Regions from separate parts of the Homo sapiens genome. Here region 2 is linked to region 1. Evidence: read pairs that join two places in POLR2A ChIA-PET (ENCODE). Cell type or tissue: PC-9. All regions are shown on one strand. Each heading gives the region's core, and the rest is flanking DNA. Links, peaks and the distances in the headings are about the cores only.

Region 1 (4,000 bases), core at 1-4,000:
GACTGCACCACTGTACTCCAGCCTGGGTGACAGAGTGAGGCTTCATCTCAAGAAAAAAAAATAGTGTTGTCATGTAGAAAAGAAATTAGGATTGGCCGGGCACAGTGGCTCATGCCTGAAATCCCAGCACTTTGGGAGGCGAAGGTGGGCAGTTCACTTGAAGCCAGGAGTTCAAGACCAGTTCAGCCAACGTGGCAAAACCCTGTCTCTACTACAAATACAAAAATTAGCCAGGTGTGGTGGCGGGCACCTATGGTTCCAGCTACTCAGGAGGTTGAAGCACAAGAACCGCTAGAACACGGGAGGTGGGGGTACAGTGAGCCAAGATCACGCCACTGCACTCCAGCCTGGGCAACAGAGAGAGACTTTATCTCAAAAAAAATAAATAAATAAATTAAGAAAAGAAAAGAAACTAGGGTTACAGGGATTCTATATTATTTTCAAACTCAGAGTAATATTTCAAGTTGTCGTTATTTTTTTTTTTAAGTGGAGGCAGGAGGAGAAAAAGATATCATTCATTTCTTTTCAATGGCACGCATTGTTATTTGATGGAAGGAAGAACTGTTGGGGATTTGGATAGTTAAAGAAGTTCACATTTTTGCTCTTAGAAGGAGTCTTGCTTTGGGTCAGACAGTCCTCTACCATTTGAAGTTGACGTCTAAGAAGATGAGAACTCAACTTTATAAAGTCTCCTCTTGTTTTGAGACAAAAGGAAAAATAGAGGAAAAACCGGAAAGTCCAGCTCAGAGCACCCTATCATCTTCGGGCTGCCACCTGGGGCCTCCAGAGAGTAGAAGACCCTCCAGCAGTGGTCAAGGCCTTTCTCATTCTCCCTACAGTCCTCTGAATGCCCAAGTCCAGTGATCCTGAGCTGCACCTTCACTATTAATGAAGACACACACCTGACACTTTTCTCCTTTGGAGAGAGAACTGTCCTTCCCAAATCAGTCTTTTTGCTATTGACAGCCTTAAGATGAAGGTAAAATCTCTATTCCTTTCCCTCTCCTCTTACACAGAGCACAGCTCACCGTATGTTTCTTCTCATGTGGGAGGGCTTCTGAGCTCTCTTCTTTTTGGGGTCCTCGGAGGCTAGGTTCTTGCCTTGGTGGCGCCTAAGCTGCTCTGAAGGCTCAGACTGAGATGAGGTAGTTGAAGTGCACCGCGGCGGCTGCTGCCCATCTTCTCCCAACTGGGCATGCTCAGTGCCACACATGCCTTCCAGGGATGGGTCTGAAAAAACAAGGGGAAAGACATTGCTTTATAGGGGTGAGGGGGAATGAGTCTGGATGACAGACACACCTGGGTTCAAATCTCAACTCAGCAACTTATTAGCTGGTAATCTAAGGCAAATTCTTTATATCTCTCTGAACATCAGTGGATGTATCTACAAAATGAGGATAGTGAGGCCCATACCTCAGAGCTATTGTGAGGACTGCATAGCGTGCATGCCTAGAACCAAGCCTGGCCCAGAGTAAGCCCACAACAAATGATAGCCATCACTATTACTGTAGTTTAGTGCTATGATCAGAGTTAGTAAGTTTCATGGCCTCAGAATGCTCAGAAAGGGACAAACTGAGCAGCTAGGCTCCAAATATAGCTCATACCCAGTGGTATGACTCTAAGCAAGTCCATTCACCTCTCATCTGTCTTAAAGCATTCACTCACTCAAACTTGCCAATCATTTCATGAGGGCTTATGGCAAGCAATATCCTAGACGCTTCAAGGGATATTTGTAAGATTCCTTCCCCTCATGAAGTTTAGAAGGTTTTGTAAGACTCCTTCCCTTCAAGAAGTTTGTGTTCTGCTTAGGGAGACAGGGCATGTACAAACACAGACTCAACATGGCAAGGTGTGCTATATATCACAGGAAGGGCAGATCAACAGATATAAAGAACTTTAAGGTTGAAGACATCACAGGAATTTGAAAGATACTAATACATGTAATGATCATGAAGGAACTATATGGGAGGTAAAATGTGAGTCAGGCCTTGAAAGATAAGCAGAATGTCTAAAGGTAATGCCTTAAAAGATAGTTGGGGGCTGGGCGCGGTGGCTCATGCCTGTAATCCCAACTCTTTGATAGGCTGAGGCGGGAGGATCACCTGAGGTCAGGAGTTCGAGACCAGCCTGGCAAACACGGCAAAACCCAGTCTCTACTAAAAATACAAAAATTAGCCAGGCATGGTGGCGGGCGCCTGTAATCCCAGCTACTCGGGAGGCTAAGGCAGGAGCATCAATTGAACCCAGGAGGCGGAGGTTGCAGTGAGCCAAGATCACACCATTGCACTCCAGCCTGGGCGACATAATGAGACTCCCTCTTAAAAAAAAAAAAAAAAAAAAAAAAAAGATCGTTGGGGGTCCAGGGGATGTCATTTGTAACATCCAATACCAGCAAGGACTGGGGTTGGAGTAGGCGGATCCATGTGCATACCCCTGTCCTCAGCCTGCTGAGTAGCATTCTGTTCACTGGGTAGGCAGGCTTTGAGAGTCACATAGACCACAAGCCTGTCCCCAAATTCATCAGAGCCTCCCAGACACAGGCACTACACAACCAAAAGGTCTTTCCCAAAGGTAACAAGAATTCAGAACTAGAATATAAATGCCAGAACTGAGGTGCTCTAGACAATGCCATTTGGATCTCAGGCAGGAAGGACCCAGGAACTTTGTGGGGTTTTTTTGGTTGTTTTTTTTTGGTGGGGTCGGCGGGGTTGGAGGGCTGGTGGCTTATTGTTTGCTTTTAACTATAGACTTTATTGGGATTTCACCAGTTTTCCATTAATATCCTTTTTTCTGTTACAGGACCCCATCCAGGATACTATGTTGCATTTAGCTGTCATGTCACCTTAGTCTCCTCTAAACTATGGCAGCTTCTCAGTCTATTCTGGTCTCTCATGACCTTTAACACTATTTTTTTTTTGTAAGAGATAGGGTCTTGCTCTGATGCCCAGGCTGCAGTACAGTGGCACAATCATACCTCACTGTAGCCTCAAACTCCTGGACTCAAACGATCTCCCAGCCTCAGCCTCTCAGGTAGCTGGGACTACAGGTGCATGCCATCACACCCAGCTAATTTTTTTTTTCTTTTTTGTAGAGACAAGGTCTCGATATGTTGGCCAGGCTGGTTTCAAACTCCTGGCCTCAAGTGATCCTTCTGCCTCACATTCCCAATGTGCTTGGAGTATAGGCATGAGCCACTGCACCAAGCCTCACCCACTAATTTTAATGTTCATCGGTGGGTCTTACCTAGAGCCAATTATTACTGTGGTATGTTAATGGTGGTTTTCTATTTTCCTCTTTCCTTCTACATTTATTATTTGGAATTTTTCTGTAGGGAAGAATTGTCCTATTTATTGATTGATTGGTTGAGATGGAGTTTCACTCTTGTTGCCCAGGCTGGAATACAATGACACGATCTCAGCTCACCTCAACCTCCGCCTCCCGGGTTCAAGCGATTCTCCTGCCTCAGCCTCCCGAGTAGCTGGGATTACAGGCACGTGCCACCACGCCCAGCTAATTTTGTATTTTTAGTAGAGATGGGGTTTCTCCACGTTGGTCAGGGTGGTCTCGAACTCCCGACCTCAAGTGATCCACCCACTTCAGCCTCCCAAAGTGCTGGGATTACAGGAGTGAGCCACTGTGCCCGGCCTCCCATTTATTTATTCAACTTTTTTTCTATGAGTATGTAGTCAAGTGTCTTTGGGGTAAGAAACATTCAACCTGAGAGCCTTTGGTAAAGAGAGGTGGGGCTGTCATTAAGTCTTGATGAATGAACCTGTAAGCTGATGTTCCCTAGGCCAAAAGAATGATGTACCATGGGTCATCATCCTATGCACTCAGCCACCACTAAGAAATAACATATGGGCTGTCTTACCACTCACTGGCTGAATCAGGGAATTGTGAGTATCCATGTTACTGCTCACCTTCCATAGCTTGGTATGGCCTCCTCCTTGTCATATTACTACTCCAGTTTCCTTATGGTCCCTTTCATGTTGATGCCAGA
Region 2 (17,388 bases), core at 7,469-11,468, 120 kb after region 1:
GTAGCTGAGTGGCCCAGGGAGATTACCTCATTACAGGTGGGCCAATTCTATTCTATATCCCAGGATTTTGAGTCAAGTTTCAAAGATGCAGGGAGCTATGAAGCAACCAGGCAGAAAGCATTGGGCTGAGAGTCCCAGAGGAGGGAGGAGGAAAGGACTAGGGTTGTTGGCTGTGGAGTCTAAAGAACACCCCCATACAATCAGTTCTTTACAATCCTTACAATCGGCTCCTTGTTTTGCTTATAGGAGCTTCAAGCGTTCTGGATACTATTACAATGGTCCTTATTGAGGCAAGAGTAGCCAGGCAGGCTCCCAACCTATGCTGAGGTAAAGGACAGAAGGGAACAGACAGGACAGGCCAGGGCCAGAAGTTGGGGCTGGGTGAAAGATACAGGAGAGGATTCTGAGCAAGGGGAACAGCATAGGCAAAGGCCAAGAGATGGGAACTCCAGGATAAGGTGCAAAGAGGCAAGGCTGGAGATGGGGCCAGGGCCACATGGGAACTTGTAAGCCACATGAAAGTCTAAGACAAATTGCAATTTAAATGGACCATAAGGGCACTAAGAGTAGAAGCCTGGGGATGGGGAAACTCTACAATGGCCCCTTTGGGGAGATGGTGGTGGCCTAAATTGAAAGTGGGAGGACTGGGTCAGGTGTGGTGGCTCACACCTGTAATCCTAGCACTTTGGGAAGCCAAGGGGGACAGATCGCTTGAGCCCAGGAGTTCGAGACCAGCTTGGGCAACGTGGCAAAATTCTGTCTCTACAAGGAAGACCAAAATTAGCCAGGCGTGGTGGCACATGCCTGCAGTCCCAGCTACTTGGGAGGCTGAGGTAGAAGGATTGCTTGAGGCTGAGAGGTGGAGGCTGCAGGAGCCAAGATCACACCACTACACTCCAGCCTGGATGAGAGAGATCTTGTCTCCAAATAAATAAATTAAATTAAATCAAATAATTTAATTTTTTTTTTGAGACGAAGTCTCATTCTTGTCGCCCAGGCTGGAGTGCAATGGCGCGATCTTGGCTCACTGCAAACTCTGCCTCCAGGTTCAAGCGATTCTCCTGCCTCAGCCTCCTGAGTAGCTGGGATTACAGACGCCTGCTGCCATGCCCAGCTAATTTTTTTTTAAATTTTATGTATTTATTTATTGAGACTGAGTCTTGCTCTGTCGCCCAGGCTGGAGTGCGGTGGCGCAATCTCGGCTCACTGCAAGCTCCGCCTCCCGGGTTCACACCATTCTCCTGCCTCAGCCTCCCAAGTAGCTGGGACTACAGGCGCCTGCCACCACGCCTGACTAATTTTTTGTGTTTTTAGTAGAGACGGGGTTTCACTGTGTTAGCCAGGATGGTCTCCATCTCCTGACCTCGTGATCCGCCCGCCTTGGCCTCCCAAAATGCTGGGATTACAGGCGCGTACCTCCGCGCCTGGCCATTTTTTTAATTTTTAGTAGAGATGGGGTTTCACCATGTTAGCCAGGCTGATCTCGAACTCCTGACCTCAGGTGATCCACCTGCCTCAGCCTCCCAAGGTGCTGGGATTACAGGCGTGAGCCACTGCGCCTGGCCCTAAATCAAGTAATTTTAAAAAGGGGCTGGGCATGGTGGCTCACACCAGTAATCCCAGCAATTTGGGAGGCCGAGGCGGGTGGATTACCTGAGGTCAGGAGTTCAAGACCAGCCTGGCCAACATGGTGAAACTCCATCTCTACTAAAAATACAAAAATTAGCAGGGCGTGATGGTGCATGCCTGTAATCCCAGCTACTCGGGAGGCTGAGGCAGGAGAATCACTTGAACCTGGGAGGCACACGCCTGTAGTCCCAGCTACTCAGGAGGCTGAGGCAGGAGAATTGCTTGAACCCCGGAGGCAGAGGTTGCAGTGAGCCGAGATCACACCACTGTGCTCCAGCCTGGGTGACAGAGCAAAACTCCATCTCCAAAACAAAACAACAACAACAATAATAATGATGATGATGATGATGATGATGGAAACAAGCAAGAAAAACTAAAAAAAAAAAAAAAAAGAAAACTGAATGTGGCTAGATGGAGGAGCAAGGGAGAGATCAGGGGAATGGAAGAGAAAACCTCTTGGAGTCTGTGGAGAATCAGGTCTTTCGCTCCAGCAGCCCCAGCCCCAGGCCCCTAAGGAGAGGATTGGCATACTTTCTTTCTTTCTTTTTTTTTTTTTTGAGACGGAGTCTTGCTCTGTTGCCCAGAGTTCAGTGGCGCAATCTCGGCTCACTGCAAGCTCCGCCTCCTGGGTTCACACCATTGTCCTGACTCAGCCTCCCGAGTAGCTGGGACTACAGGTGCCTGCCACCACGCCCAGCTAATTTTTTGTATTTTTAATAGAGACAGGGTTTCACCATGTTAGCCAGGATGGTCTCGATCTCCTGACCTTGTGATCCGCCCACCTCGGCCTCCCAAAGTGCTGGGATTACAGGCGTAAACCACTGTGCCCGGCCGGATTGGGATACTTTCTTTCTTTCTTTCTTTCTTTCTTTCTTTCTTTCTTTCTTTCTTTCTTTCTTTTTTTTTTTTTTTTTTTTGAGACGGAGTCTTGCTCTGTCACCCAGGCAGCAGTGCAGTGATTCAATTTCACCTCACTGCAACCTCTGCCTCCTGGGTTCAAGCGATTCTCCTGCCTCAACCTCCCGAGTAGCTGGAATTACAGATGTGCGCCACCACGCCTGGCTAATTTTTGTATTTTTAGTAGCGAAGGGTTTCACCATGTTGGCCAGGCTGGTCTCAAACTCCTGACCTCAGGTGATCCACCCGCCTCAGCCTCCCAAAGTGCTGGGATTGCAGGTGTGAGCCACCGCACCCAGCCAATGCTTTCTCATTCTTCCCCAGGGCAAGTGTCCAAACAGACCTGGTGGAACCACCAAGCTACTCCAGCCCCCCTGGGAAGAAGAGGCAGTCCTCCAAGGTGGCCTTTCCATTAGGCTGCTGAGGTTGTGGGGTCGGGGAGTGTCCTTGGGGTGCTGGTGGAATGTTCACTTCTGTGCCTCCTTTTTGATAGAGGAGAGCAGAAACTCTGCCTGGACTGTTCTTGTAGCTGAGTAGCCTTGAATGTGTAATTTAACTTCTCTGGGCCTCATCTTACTCATCTGTTTAAAATAGAGCATAATGCCTACCCTACCTTGTTAGACTGTCGAGAGAATACTTTGAAGGCTGAACATAGGACCTGGCACAAAGTAGGTGCTTACTTCCTCTCAGAAGTCTGGGCTGAGTGCAGAATTCTGGCCCCAACAGGGATTAGTAACTGTCACCAGAGGCCTGGCTTGTAGCATCACCAGTTAAGCCATGTGCCTGAGCTAGTGACAAAGCCTCTGATGCTTCAGCATACTGAGATAAAGGGCAAGAGGGACCTGTTCCTACCATCTCCCTCCCATGAATAGCAGCTGAGAGGGAACCATGGGACAGAGATGGCAATAAAAGAAAAAGCCAACTCATATTGAACACTCATCTGGGCTAGGCTAAGCCCTTCACATCCCTTAGCTCATGTAATCCTTGCAAACCCCATGGGATGGGCACTATTCTCTGCATGCGTGAGTATTTATTTATAAATATACAGATGACCCTTGAACAACACAACACAGATTTGAACTGTGAGGGTTAGTTGGACACGGTGGCTCATGCCTGTAATCCCAGTACTTTGGGAGGCCGAAGTGGGAAGATGGCTTGAGGCTGGGAGTTTGAGACCAGCCTGGACAACACAGTTGAGACCCCGTCTCTACCAAAAAAAAGAAATTTTTTTTTTTGAGACAGGGTCTGGCTCTGTCACCCAGGCTAGAGGGCAATGGTGCAATCTCGGCTCACTGCAACCTCCACCTCCCAGGCTCAAGCAATCCTCCTTCCTCAGTACCCCAAGTAGCTGGGACTAGAGGTGTGTGCCATCACACCAGCTAATGTTGCTATGTTCCCCAGGCTGGTCTCGAATGCTGGGCTCAAGCCATACACTCATCTTGGCCTCCCAAAGTGTTGGGATTACAGGCATGAGCCACCACTCCTGGCCTCTACAAAATTAAAAAATAATAATAATTGTGCCAGGTGTGGTGGCTCACGCCTGTAATCCCAGCACTTTGGGAGGCCAAGGCGGGTGGATCACCTGAGGTCAGGAGTTCAAGACCAGCCTGGCCAAGATGGTGAAACCCCATCTCTACTAAAAATACAAAAATGAACCGGGCATGGTGGCGCATGCCTGTAGTCCCATCTACTCTGGAGGCTGAGTCAGGAGAATCGCTTGAACATGGGAGGCAGAGGTTGCCGTGAGCGGAGATCTCACCATTGCACTCCAGCCTGGGCGACAAAAGCGAAATTCTGTCTCAATTAAAAAAAAAAAAAAAAAAAAGAATTGTGCAGGTCCACTTATACAAAAATGTTTTTCAATAAATACATTGGAAAAATTTTTGGTGCAACAATTTAAAAAACTTGCAGATAAACCTTACAGGTTAGAAATATTTTTAAAATTTAAGAAAAAGTTATATCATGAATGCATAAAATACATGTAGATATGAGTTTATTTTTTCATTTACCACCATAACATATTCACAAATCTGTTATAAAAAGTTAAAATTTTTAGGCCGGGTGCAGTGGCCTGTAATCCCAGCACTTTGGGAGGCCGAGGTGGGTGGATCATGAGGTCAGGAGATTGAGACCATCCTGGCTAACATGGTGAAACCCCGTCTCTACTAAAAATACAAAAAATTAGCCAGGCGTGGTGGCAGGCGCCTGTAGTCCTAGCTACTCGGGAGGCTGAGGCAGGAGAATGGCGTGAACCCGGGAGGCGGAGCTTGCAGTGAGCCCAGATTGTGCCACTGCACTCCAGCCTGGACCACAGAGCTAGACTCTGTCTCAAAAAAAAAAAAAAAAAAGAGTTAAAATTTTTAGCAGGGCGTGGTAGTGCACACCTGTAATCCAAGCTGCTCGGGAGGCCAAGGCAGGAGAATCACTGGAACCCAGGAGGTAGAGCTTGCAATGAGCCAAGCAAGACTCTATCTCAAAAAAATAAAAAATAAATAAAATAAAATAAGAAGTTAAAATTTATGAAAACTTACAAGGCCAGGCGTGGTGACTCAAGCCTGTAATCCCAGCACTTTGGCAGGCCAAGGTGGGTGGATCACCTAAGGTCAGGAGTTCGAGACCAACCTGGCCAACATGGTGAAACCCAGTCTCTACTAAAAATACAAAAATTAGCCAGGCGTGGTGGTACACGTCTGTAATTCCAGCTACTTGGGAGGCTGAGGCACGAGAATCACTTGAACCTTGGAGGCGGAGATTGCAGTGAGCCGAGATTGCGCCACTGCACTCCAGCCTGGGCAATAGATCGAGACTCCATCTCAAAAAAACAAAACAAAACAAAACAAAACCTTATATGTACAAACACTTAAAGACTGTATATAGCACCATTTACAGCCAAGAGAAATGTGAACGAATGTAAAGATGCAGTGTTAAATCATAATTGGCTGGGTGCAGTGGCTCATGCCTGTAATGAACGCATTTTGGGAGGCTAAGGCAGGAGGATCACTTGAGCCTAGGAATTTGAGACCAGCCTGGGCAATGTAGGCAGAGCCCATCTCTACACACACACACACAGGCTGGGCGTGGTAGTGTGTGCCTATAGTCCCAGCTACTAGGGAGGCTGAGGCAAGAGGATTGAGCATGTCCAAAAGATTGAGGCTGCAGTGAACCATAGTTGCACTACCATACTCCGGCCTGGATGATAGAGAGAGAAGATCCAGTCTTAAATAATTAAATAATAAATAAATAAATAAATAAATAAATCATAACTGCATAAAATTAACTGTAGTATGTACTGTACTACTGCAATAATTTCCTAGCCACTTCCTGTTGCTGTTGTGAGCTGAAGCTTAAAACATCATGTGCTGCTAATTATCACATGAGCGATTTGTCTCTCCAGTAAATTGTGTATAGCACTAAAAGTGACCTCCCTCAATTCTCTTGTATTTTTCATCTTGTTAAGTGCAATACCGTAAACTTCGAATAACACCATGGGACCCATATGAAGTACCACTACTGATGCTGGAAACGCTCCCAAGAAGCAGAGAAAAGTCATGACATTACAAGAAAAAGTTGAATTCCTTAATTGAGGTTTGCGGCTGTGGTTACCCCTCATTTCAGTCGGACATCATTGTAAACAGATAATGTAAACTTATGATATTGATCAATAGAGTACTGTAAATATATATTCTCTTATGAATTTCTTTCTTTCCTTCCTTCCTTCCTTTCTTCCTTCCTTCCTTTAATTTTTTTACAGCCATGGTTTCACTATGTTGCCATACAGCCTCAAACTCCTGAGCTCAGATCCTCCTGCCTCAGCCTCCTGAGTATCTGGGACTATAGGAGGGTCACCATGCCTGGCTTGATTTTCTTAACTTTTTCTTTCTCTTTCCTTTTTGTAGAGACGGGGTCTTGCTGTGTTGCCCAGGCTGGTCTCAAACTTCTGGCCTCAAGGGATCCTCCCGCCTCAGCCTCCCAGAGCTGCCATTTCCTTTTCCTTCTTTTTTATTTATTTATTTTTTCTTTCTGGCTCTGTCACCCAAGCTGTAGTGCAGTGGCACCATCTCCGCTCACTGCAACCTCCACCTCCAGGGTTCAAGCCATTCTCCTGCCTCAGCCTACTGAGTAGCTGGGATTACAGGTGCCTGCCACCATGCCCACCTAATTTTTGTGTTTTTAGTAGAGACAGAGTTTTGCCATGTTTGCCAGTCTGGTGTCAAACTCCCAACCTCAGGTGATCCACCCACCTCAGCCTCCCAAAGTGCAGGGATTACAGGCCTGAGCCACCGCACCTGGCCCCAGCCACCATTTTATTTTCCTTAGTTACTTTATTCTAACAATACAGTATATAGGCCGGGCTTGGTGGCTCATGCCCGTAATCCCAGCACTTTGAGAGGCTGAGGTGGGCGGATCACCAGAGATCAGGAGTTCGAGACTAGCCTGGCCAACATGGCAAAACCCCGTCTCTACTAAAAATACAAAAATTAGCGGTATGTGGTGGCATATGCCTGTAATCCCAGCTACTGGGGAGGCTGAGGCAGGAGAATTGCTTGAACCTGGGAGGCAGAGGTTGCGGTGAGCCGAGATTGTGCCACTGCACTCCAGACTGGGCAATAAGAGCGAAATTCCATCTCAAAAAAAAAAAAAAGAAAAACCAGAATATAATACATACAACATACAAAATATGTGTTAATTGACTATTTATGCTAGCAGTAAGGCTTCTGGTCAAAAGTAAGCTATCAGTAGCTAAGTTTTGGGGGAATCTAAAGTTATACACGGGGCCAGGTGCAGTGGCTCATGCCTGTAATCCCAGCACTTTGGGAGGCCGAGGCAGGCGGATCACCTGAGGTCGGGAGTTGGAGACCATCCTGGCCAACATGGTGAAACTCAATCTCTTCTAAAACTACAAAAATTAGCCAGGCATGGTGGTGGGCACCAGTAATCCCAGCTACTTGAGAGGCTGAGGCAGGATAATCGCTTGAGCCTGGGAGGCGGAGGTTACAGTGAGCTGAGATTGTGCCACTGCACCCTAGCCTTTGGTGACACAGTAAGACTGTCTCAAAAAAAAAAAAGTTATACATGGATTTTCTACTGTGGTGGGGGGTCAGCACCCCTAACCCCCACACAAGAGTCAGCTGTACTACTTTTTTTTAGAGCAATCTTAAGTTAATAGCAAAATTGGGCAGAAAGTACAGAGTTCCCATATGCCCCTGCTCTCACACATGCACGTCCTCCTCCATTATCAACATCCTACAACAGAGTGGTACATTTGTTACAATCAATGAACCCACACTGATATATCATTATCGACCATAATCCATAGTCTACATTAGGGTTCACTCTTGGTGTTGTATATCTATAGGTTTTGACAAATATATAGTGACATGTATAGCTTTACTGTTCTTTTCTTTCTTTTTTTTTTTTTTGGAGACAGAGTCTCGCTCTATCCCCCAGGCTGGAGTGCAGTGGTGCGATCTTAGCTCATTGCAAAGTCCACTTTCTGGGTTCAAGCGATTCTCATGCCTCAGCCTCCCAAGTAGCTGGGATTACAGGAGCCTGCCACCACATCTGGCTAATTTTTGTATTTTTGGTAGAGATGGTGTTTCACCATGTTGGCCAGGATGGTCTCAAGCTCCTGACCTCCGGTGATCTGCCTGCTTTGGCTTCCCAAAGTGCTGGGATTACAGGCACGAGCCACTGCACCTGGCCTATGCTTTACTTTTCAGTGTAATTTTATTTTTATTAAAGTGGTACATGCTCAGCCAGGTGCAGTGGCTCATGCCTGTAATCCCAGCACTTTGGGAGGCTGAGGCAGGCGGATTGCTTGAGCCCAGGAGTTCGAGACCAGCCTGTGCAACATGGCGAAACTTTGTCTCCACAAAAAATACAAAAATTAGCTGGGCATGGTGGCATGCATTTGTATTCCCAGCTACTTGGGTGGCTGAGGTGGGAGGTCACTTGAGCATGGAGATTAAGGCTACAGTAAACTGCGATTGTGCCATGCACTCCACCTTGGGTGACAGTGTGAGACTCTGTTTCAAAAAAGAAAAAAAAAGCCATGTATACTCAGTGGCTTAAAAGGCAAAGAATATGTCGGACGCGGTGGCTCACGCCTATAATCCCAGCACTTTTGAAGGCCAAGGTGGGCGGATCACCTGAGGTTGGGAGTTTGAGACCAGCCTGACCAACATGGAGAAATCTCATCTCTACTAAAAATACAAAATTAGCCGGGTATGATGGTGGCATTAGGCTGTAATCCCAGCTACTCAGGAGGCTAAGGCAGGAGAATCGCTTGAACTCAGGAGGAGGAGGTTGCGGTGAGCCGAGATCGCGTCATTGCACTCCAGACTGGGCAACAAGAACGAAACTCCGTCTCAAAAAAAAAAAAAAGGTCAAAGAATACAAAAAAGGCTTATATGGAAAACCCAGCATCTCTCTTCCCTACCTACCCTACCCACTTCCTAACCTCAGCCCAGGCAGAGTGGCATCTTCTTATGTAATCATCAGCCTTGGGATGGCCACACCCTTGCCACTGAGGTAATGAACCTTCTTCTCTGTATCAGGAACATCAAAGGGGACTGGAGCCAAGTGGTCAGACTGGCTGAACACACCTTCTACTTCAAGGATCAATCAGGCATCTCAGATAAGATAGCCTAAAGGTATTTTTAAATCCCTGCTTGCTGCTTTAGAAGCCCCAGTAGGCTGGGTAGGGTGGCTCACACCTGTAATCAGAGCAATACAGTGGGACCCTGTCTCTACAAAAAATAAACAATATATAAAAAAAACTAGCTGGGCATGGTGGCGTGTGCCTGTAGTCCTAGATACTAGGGAGGCTAAGGTTGGAGATTTGCCTGAGCCTGGTAGGTTGAGACTGCAGCGAGCTATGATCGTGCCACTGCACTCTAGCCCGGGTGACAGAGTAAAAAAAAAAAAAAAAAAAAAAAGACAGAGAGAGAGAAGAAGCCCCTATAGTAATTTTAGGAGTTTTGCTGAGAGATGAAAGCTAAAGTTCAATACAAAAAAACTGCTGTGATGTGAAGCTGCCTGGGAGATTAAGATTCTTGCTGGCTGCGTGTCTGGAGCAAACCTCTCTCCTTTGGACACTGAGGTCTTCACGTGAAAAACAAGGGGACTGGGTGGATGATCATTAGAGCTTTGTCCAAGCTGACAGAGGGAGCTGGGGCTGTGGTTGCTGCTGCTAGCAGCTTCATCTCTGGAGCCCTTTCTGTAAGCCAGTGCTTCCCGTTGCCCTCCTTGCAACCACCCTCAAAGCAGGTATTACTACCTCCATTTTTTTTTTTTTGAGACAGAGCCTTGCTCTGTTGCCCAGGCTGGAGTGCAGTGACGTGATCTTGGCTCACTGCAACCTCCGCCTCCCAGGTTCAAGCAATTCTCCTGCCTCAGCATCCCAAGTAGCTGGGATTACAGGCACACGCCACCCACACCCAACTAATTTTTGTATTTTTAGTAGAGACAGGCTTTCACCATGTTGGAAAGGCTGGTTTTGAGCTCCTGACCTTAAGTGATCCACCCCCTTGGCCTCCCAAAGTGCTGGGATTACAGGCATGAGCCATCGTGCCCGGCCTACTATGTCCATTTTACAGAGGAGGAATTGAGGCTCAAAGGTTGCCAGGGCCACACAACTAGAGAGTTCAGGGTCGTGATTCTAACCTAGAGTGCATGCTTCTTCCCCTCCCTGGAGCTGGGTTCCTGAGCCTTCTGTTTTGCTTTCCCCACAATAGGTGCTGGGTGTGTGTGTGGGATGTGTATGGAGGATGTGCAGGGGTGGGTAAGAAGGAGCCCTGTGGCCTCCAGGAGCAGAAAGGTCCAGCTTACCACACCCCACATTTTAGGCCTCTAGGCCCCACCTCAGGGTAAAGGTCATCATGCCCACATCCTGTTTTTTTTTTTTTTTTTTTTGAGACAAAGTCTTGTTCTTGTCCCCCAGTCTGGAGTGCAATGGCGCAATCTCGGCTCACTGCAACCTCTGCCTCCCAGGTTCAAATGATTCTCCCGCCTCAGCCTCCTGAGTACCTGGGATTACAGGTGCCTGCCACCACGCCTGGTTAATTTTTGTATTTTTAGTGGAGACTAAAAATACAGGCACCTGCCACCACACCCAGCTAATTTTTGTATTTTTAGTAGAGACAGGGTTTCACCATGTTGGCTGGGCTGGTCTTGAACTCCTGACCTCAGGTGATCTGCCCGCCTCAGCCTCCCAAAGTACTGGGATTACAGGAGTGAGCCACCACACCCGGCCCGCCCACATCCTGTTTAATGCCAGTCTTTCCTCCTAGACCAGAGGTTCTCTGCCTTAGTGGAGTATTCGTTATCTGGGGAGCTTTGGAAAACATTGTTGCCTGTGCCCTAGAGATTCTGACTTAATTGAACTGGGGTAGGGTCTTGACACTAGAGGTTCATAAAGGCTCTGCAGGTGATCTGAATTGCAGCCAGGGTTGAGAACCTTGTACTAGCCTGTCAGCTTGTCTTGTTCGTTCACCATGCCTGGCCCTAGGGAATGTCCGCTTTTCTTTGCCATGCCTTGCTAGCCACAAGGCAGAGAGCAGCCTTTGCTCTCAGCTATAATGCAGCTCCCTTTCCCTGCAACAAGGCTCACGGCACCATAACTCTGCTCTCCTGACTTGCTCTTAGAATGAGCCAAGGCCCTGATGCTTCTCATAAATTATTTGAAACAAAAGCTCATAGAATTCAGACATGCCTGCCTTGTGGGGTGGGAAGCCCATCTTGCCCGTCTTCCCTCTGATCTGTATCTTAGGAGAAAAGAAATTGGAGAGGGCAGGTTTTATACTGCATCCTGGCTGTCCTGAGCATCTTCTGGCAGGTGAGGTTGGCAGCCCCATGAAATCAAATATGCCCTGCATCCAAAAAAGGACCAGGACAATTCCAGAGACTACAGGGATCTCGGAAGAGAGTTAGGCAAAGATGAATGTTACCTGGAGAAAGCCTCCTGTCTCCTGCCTATTGGATTCAGGTACAGAGAGGTGACTGTTGTACTCCTGACTTAGAACCCATGTGGGCTTTGAGCCCCTAAGGCCTAGATGCTGATTTCAGAGCCTGCAAGAGAGGAACAAAGGTAGGAGCAGAGGGCCAGGTGAGAGGTGGGCTGGGGACACGCTGGTGGCTGGAAATAAGCTGAACTGGAACCAGGAATGAGTAGTTGCAGCGGAAATATTCAGAGCAGAACTCTTGAGGTGGCCACTACATGTGGCATTCTTTGTCCTGTTCCCATCTTTCATAATCTGGACTTTGCAGTCACAGATTCACAGCACCTGAAAGGGTCTGGAAGCCATGTGGTACATGGTTTTTTTTTTTTGAGACGGAGTCTCACACTGTCGCCCAGGCTGGAGTACAGTGGCTCGACCTCTGCTCACTGAAACCTCCGCCTCCCAGGTTCAAGCAATTATCCTGCCTCAGCCTCCGGAGTAGCTGGAATTACAGGCACCCGCCAGCACACCCGGCTAATTTTTTTTGTATTTTTAGTAGAGAGATTTCACCGTATTGCCCAGGCTGGTCTTGAACTCCTGACCTTGTGATTTGCCCGCCTCGGACTCCCAAAATGCTGGGATTACAGGCATGAGCCATCGTGCTCAGCCGGCTGGTGCATGGTTTTTAAACTGCATTCCTTGTAACACTAGGAGTTTTTCTGCCACATCATGACCTAGAATCCCTTGCATCATTCCTTTTCTCTACTTAATGAAGAGGTATACAAGATTTCAGTGGGACTAAAAAGACTCTGTGGTAAAATCATAATACTAATATAATTTGAAAATCATGGATCTAGGCCAGGCACAGTGGCTCACGCCTGTAATCCCAGCACTTTGGGAGGCCGAGGTGGGTGGATCACGAGGTCGAGTTAAAGACCAGCCTGGCCAACATGGCAAAACCCCATCTCTACTAAAAATACAAAAATTAGCTGGGCATGGTGGCGTGTGCCCAGCTACTCGGGAGGCTGAGGCAGGAGAATCACTTGAACCGGGGAGGTGGAGGTTGCCGTGAGCCAAGATCGCACCACTGCACTCCAGCCTGGGCAACAGAGCAAGACTCTGTCTCAAAAAAAAAAAAAAAAAAAAAAGAAAGAAAGAAAGAAAGAAAATCATAGATCTAGTAAAGCCCTCCTTATGGGGGATGTATGAGGAAACTTGCCCAGGGTCACCTCTAGTCTCTTGTACCTCACACCAGACCTGTCCCACAGGATGCCTGCTGGCTCCATAGAGCAGACAGCAGAAACCCTCAGTGGAGGCATGGCTTGAATACAAAATAGCCAAGATGTCTCCTTGGTCTGGAGGAGACACATGGTGGTGAGCAACTCTCAACAGAATTAATGACACCAAGACCCAGACCTGCAGACCCTGAGAGGCAGTGAGATGCTGTCTTAGCTTACCTGCCAAAAGTCCACAGGATTTGGTCTGTTCTTGCCTTCATGAAATGTAATGCCCTGGACAGGGATACAAGGCTCTTGGGTTCCAGGCTGCCCCTGACTTCTGGGAATAGCAGCCTTCATTTTAAGGGAGGGAGCTGGGCATAGTCATTCAGGCCTTAGACTGTAAGCCTTGAGGGCAGGGTCTGTGCTGCATTCTCCGCAGCACTGAAGACACAGGGTACAGGGCCAGGCACAGGGCAAGGGCTCGGGAATCCTAACTTAAGACACATTTTTGTTCATTTGATTTTCTTTTTTTTCTTTTTTTCTTTTTTTTTTTGAGGGAGTCTCTCTCTGTCGCCCAGGCTGGAGTGCAGTGGCATGATCTTGGCTCACTGCAACCTCTGCCTCTGGGGTTCAAGCGATTCTCCTGCCTCAGCCTCCCGAGTAGCTGGGATTACAGGAGTGCCCAGCTGATTTTTTCTATTTTTAGTAGAGACGGGGTTTCACCATGTTGGCCAGGCTGGTCTTGAAATCCTGACCTCAGGTGATCTGCCCACGTCGGCCCCCCAAAGTGCTGGGATTATAGGCGTGAGCCACCCATGCCTTGCAACTTGTTTTTAAAACAAGGTTTCCATTCAGTGGCTGCCCCCATGCCCCGCTTACGAAGTGTGACCTTCCAAGGCAGTAACTGAGTTTCCACATTTTGTGGAATGACACTTTCTCCCCGGGTTGTTTTCTGTTTTCTCCCCTGAATTGCCTCTTCAGGAGGTGGGAGTCTCTACCCTCTGGAGAGAGTGGGCACTGAGCGCTCCACTTTCTTCTCTTGACACTCTTCTTCCTCTGCGTAATCCAACAGGTAGGGGTGCCCCAAGGCTACCAGGGCCACTTTTCAATGTAGCAGAATTTGGCAGAATGTGCTTGCCCAGGAAACAGGTAGAAAATGGATGGTCAGGCCAGGTGCAGTGGCTTATGCCTGTAATCCCAGCACTTTGGGAGGCCAAGGCAGGTGGATCGTTTGAGGTCAGGAGTTCGACACCAGCCTGGCCAACATGGTGAAACCCCGTCTCTACTAAAAATACAACAATTAGCCAGGTGTGGTGGCGGACACCCGTAATCCCAGCTACTCAGGAGGCTGAGGCATGAAAATCGCTTGAACCCGGGAGGTGCAGGTCTCAGTGAGCCAAGATCACACCACTGCACTCCAGCCTGGGCGACAAGAGTGAAACTCCATCTCAAAAAAAAAAAAAAAAAAAAGAAAGAAAAGAAAAAGAAAAAAGAAAAGAAACTGAATGGTCACAGAGGGATGGCACTGAGGAGAAGATCTGGTCCCTGGCTCAGGGGCCTTAACCTCCTTTTTCCAGGGATGACCCAGAACATCAGTGATCAGGACCCTTATATATATTCAAAAGGGGCAAGGGTGCTCCTCTGGCCCTAGGGTCTCAACGGATGGGATAATGGTCAAGGAATACAGGCTCAGGCCCCAACTGTTCTTATCTTTTGGCGATGACTGAGACATGAGAAACTGATCCCATCCTGAGTCTCCAATAACCCTCCTCACCCACTACAGCCTGAGACTGGTCCAGTGAGCCCCTCCAGACCCCACACCCCTCTCCAGAGCCTACAGGCTGCTTGTGAAGTCCCTTCTCCCCTAAAGTCATGCCCACTAGTCCCTGGTTGTCCTGGTCCCTGGTCCTGTGGGGAGGCAACCAGCTTTGTGACTTCACAAAAGGCTATCTTGTCAGAAGCCTGGACCTGCTGAAGCAGGAGCAGGGCAGAGGGGGCTCCCCTCAGGAACATCATGAGACTTTTCACACAGAGACATCGCCACCTCTAAGGGATGAAGAACTTCCCCACGGTAAGAGCCCATGACACCCTCTACACCTAGAAACTCCCGTCTTGATGACTTTGGCTCCCAGGCCTAACTGGGTACCCCAGGCTGTATCTGGCAACATCTCCAAGAGGGATACGCCCATGGTAGAAGTATTTACTTCGGTTGGTGTGGTGGGTCTCTGACCTTTGAATTTGTTCCATTCAACAAAGCCATTCTTCTGTAGGCCCTCTCTTTTTTTAATTTAAAAAATTATTATTAATTTTATTTTTATTATTATTATTTTTTGAGACAGAATCTCACTCTGTTGCCTAGGCTGGAGTGCAGTGGTGTGATCTCGGCTCACTGCAACCTACGCCTCCTGGGTTCAAGCAATTCTCATGCCTCAGGCTCCTGAGTAGCTGGGATTACAGGCATGCACCACCACACCTGGCTAATTTTTGTAATTTTTTAGTAGAGATGGGGTTTTGTCATGCTGGCCAGGCTGGTCTCGAACTCTCGACCTCAGGTGATCCACCTGCCTTGCCCCCCTAAAGTGCTGGGATTATGGCGTGAGCTACCACGCCTGGCTGTAAGAATTATTTTTATTTTTATTATTTTTTATACTGATAGAGTCTCACTATGTTGCCCAGGTTGGTCTTGAACTCCTAGGCTCAATGATCCACCTGCCTCAGCCTCCCTAAGTGCTGGAATTACAGGTGTGAGCCACCGTGCCAGGCCCAGGCCTTCTTGAAATGAAATAACTGATAGAGTGGTAAACTCTTTCTGACCTGAGTCATCATGAGGGTCTGCCCCAGCAGTCTCCAGAGTACCTTCAAATGGGTCAGGCCAGAGATCCCTGAATCCTGTAGAATGGTCTATTCCCTGAATCCTGTAGAATGGTCTTTCTAAAAATCCAGGAGTGGCCAAAGCATGGTGGTTCACACCTGTCATCCCAGCACTTTGAGAGGCCAAGGTGGGTGGATCACTTGAGGTCAGGAGTTCGAGACCAGCCTGGCCAACATGGTGAAACCCCATCTCTACTAAAAATACAAAGATTAGCCAGGTGTTGTGGCGGGCACCTGTAATCCCACCTACTCAGGAGGCTGAGGCAGGAGAATTACTTGAACCCAGGATGCAGAGGTTGCAGTGAGACGAGATTGCTTCACTGCACTCCAGCCTGGGGACAGAGTGAGGCTCCATCTCAAAATAAATAAATAAATAAAAGTTCAGGGGTTGCCAGGCGCGGTGGCTCACGCCTGTAATCCCAGCATTTTGGGAGGCAGAGGCGGGCGGATCACGGGGTCAGGAGATCGAGACCATCCTGGTTAACACAGTGAAACCCCGTCTTTACTAAAAATATAAAAAATTAGCCAGGCGTGGTGGCGGGCGCCTGTAGTCCCAGCTACTCAGGATGCTGAGGAAGGAGAATGGCCTGAACCAGGAGGCGGAGCTTGCGGTGAGCTGAGATTGTGCCACTGCACTCCAGCCTGGGCGACAGAGCCAGACTCCATCTCAAAAAAAAAAAAAAAAAAATGTTCAGGGGCTTCTGAGAGCTTGGAGCCAAGGCCAATACAGACTCTCTCCCCAATGTTGACTCCACTCTTCCTCCTGGAAGGATTTCCAACCCCAGGAACCTGAGGCAAAAGAGGCTAGGTATGCTTGCTTTTTTATCTCCTCTTTATCTGTGCCCACTGATCGATGTGGGCACTTAAGTTGTTGACTTTGTGGAATTTGTTTCTTTCTCTGTAAAGTGAGAGTAGTGGATGTGGATGTAATCAGACATAATTACACACCCTTTGGGAAATGATGTGGCGTTCCCTCTCCTCATTTTCTGGGGGTGGGGTACAGGGGCCACCAGGCAGGAGTAGGGTACCCAGTGAATGATTGGGATTTCCTCTTTGTCCAGGCTGGTGTTCCCAAAGCCTGGTAGCCTTAAGCCTCTAATTGGTGGCTCCTGCGACACTGCTGGACACTTGCAGTAGCAGTCTTGTCTAGCCAACAGGAGAGCAGGGGTGGATATGGGACAGCTGACCTCACTTCCCAGCCCCAGGGAAGGGAATTGCTGGAGGAAGCGCAGGAGTTGTGGGGTGGCACCAGGGTGAGGATGGGCTTGTGGGAGCACCTGGGTAAGCCTAGAAGGAGGTGCTGGGAGTGAAAAGCTCATAGAAGGATGGGAGCGGGAGAAGGAGGAGAATGAAGGAGAAGCTTGAAGCCTAGAGGACTTGGTGCTGTCCATCTTCCTACCCAGGGAGTGGGTGTGCTTGGAGGTGGGAGTAGGTAGAGCATGCTAATCTGTAGGCCTTGGTCCTGGGGCCAGGGCTGGGCTCTTCTTACCTTTTCTCTGCTGCTGGGCAGCCCCCAAAGCACTCCTCACTCTTTCAGATGGGGCTTCCTCTTTCTTGGGCACACCATGGAGCAGGGGGTGGAACAGGCAGAGCAAGGTGAGACGGAGTCCAGAGATGTCCTACCAAAGAGGTCAATAAATCTCCTCCCAATGGTGCAGGACCCATGTGCCACAACCAAGCCAGGTGTGTGGGCCTGGATTGTCTGTAGCTTTGTGTGTGCATATGCTTAGATGTGAAAGTATTTGTTGTGAGGACTGGGTGCCTAATGCACAGTGTGCATGCTTGTATATCTGGCACATGTGGGTATCTGTGAAATATGCCACCAAGCACAC

The links. ChIA-PET counts read pairs that join two places held together with the same protein. Peaks named below come from ENCODE experiments on the same cell type or tissue, not always from the same donor. Only the 100,000 strongest peaks of a DNase experiment are listed, where the experiment ranks them.
Region 2: POLR2A ChIA-PET joins it to region 1 with 5 read pairs; 13 of 35 experiments call an interaction of 5 or more read pairs at or near these places.

The regions. Positions count from the first base shown.
Region 1 is chr3:51,624,783-51,628,782 of GRCh38, reverse strand. RAD54L2 (RAD54 like 2) reads right to left here. Exons shown (of 23, transcript NM_015106.4): 4 at 1,029-1,230. Among named protein-coding and RNA genes, the nearest start is that of TEX264, 44 kb to the left of the region's middle. In PC-9, for the core only: no CTCF peak of the experiment used is centred there; no DNase peak of the experiment used is centred there.
Region 2 is chr3:51,502,893-51,520,280 of GRCh38, reverse strand. LOC105377085 (a long non-coding RNA gene) reads right to left here and starts at 13,211. Exons shown (of 3, transcript XR_940835.3): 1 at 12,923-13,211. It also overlaps a transcript of DCAF1 not described here. RefSeq lists a silencer at 94-388. In PC-9, for the core only: no CTCF peak of the experiment used is centred there; a DNase peak (open chromatin) is centred at 9,110.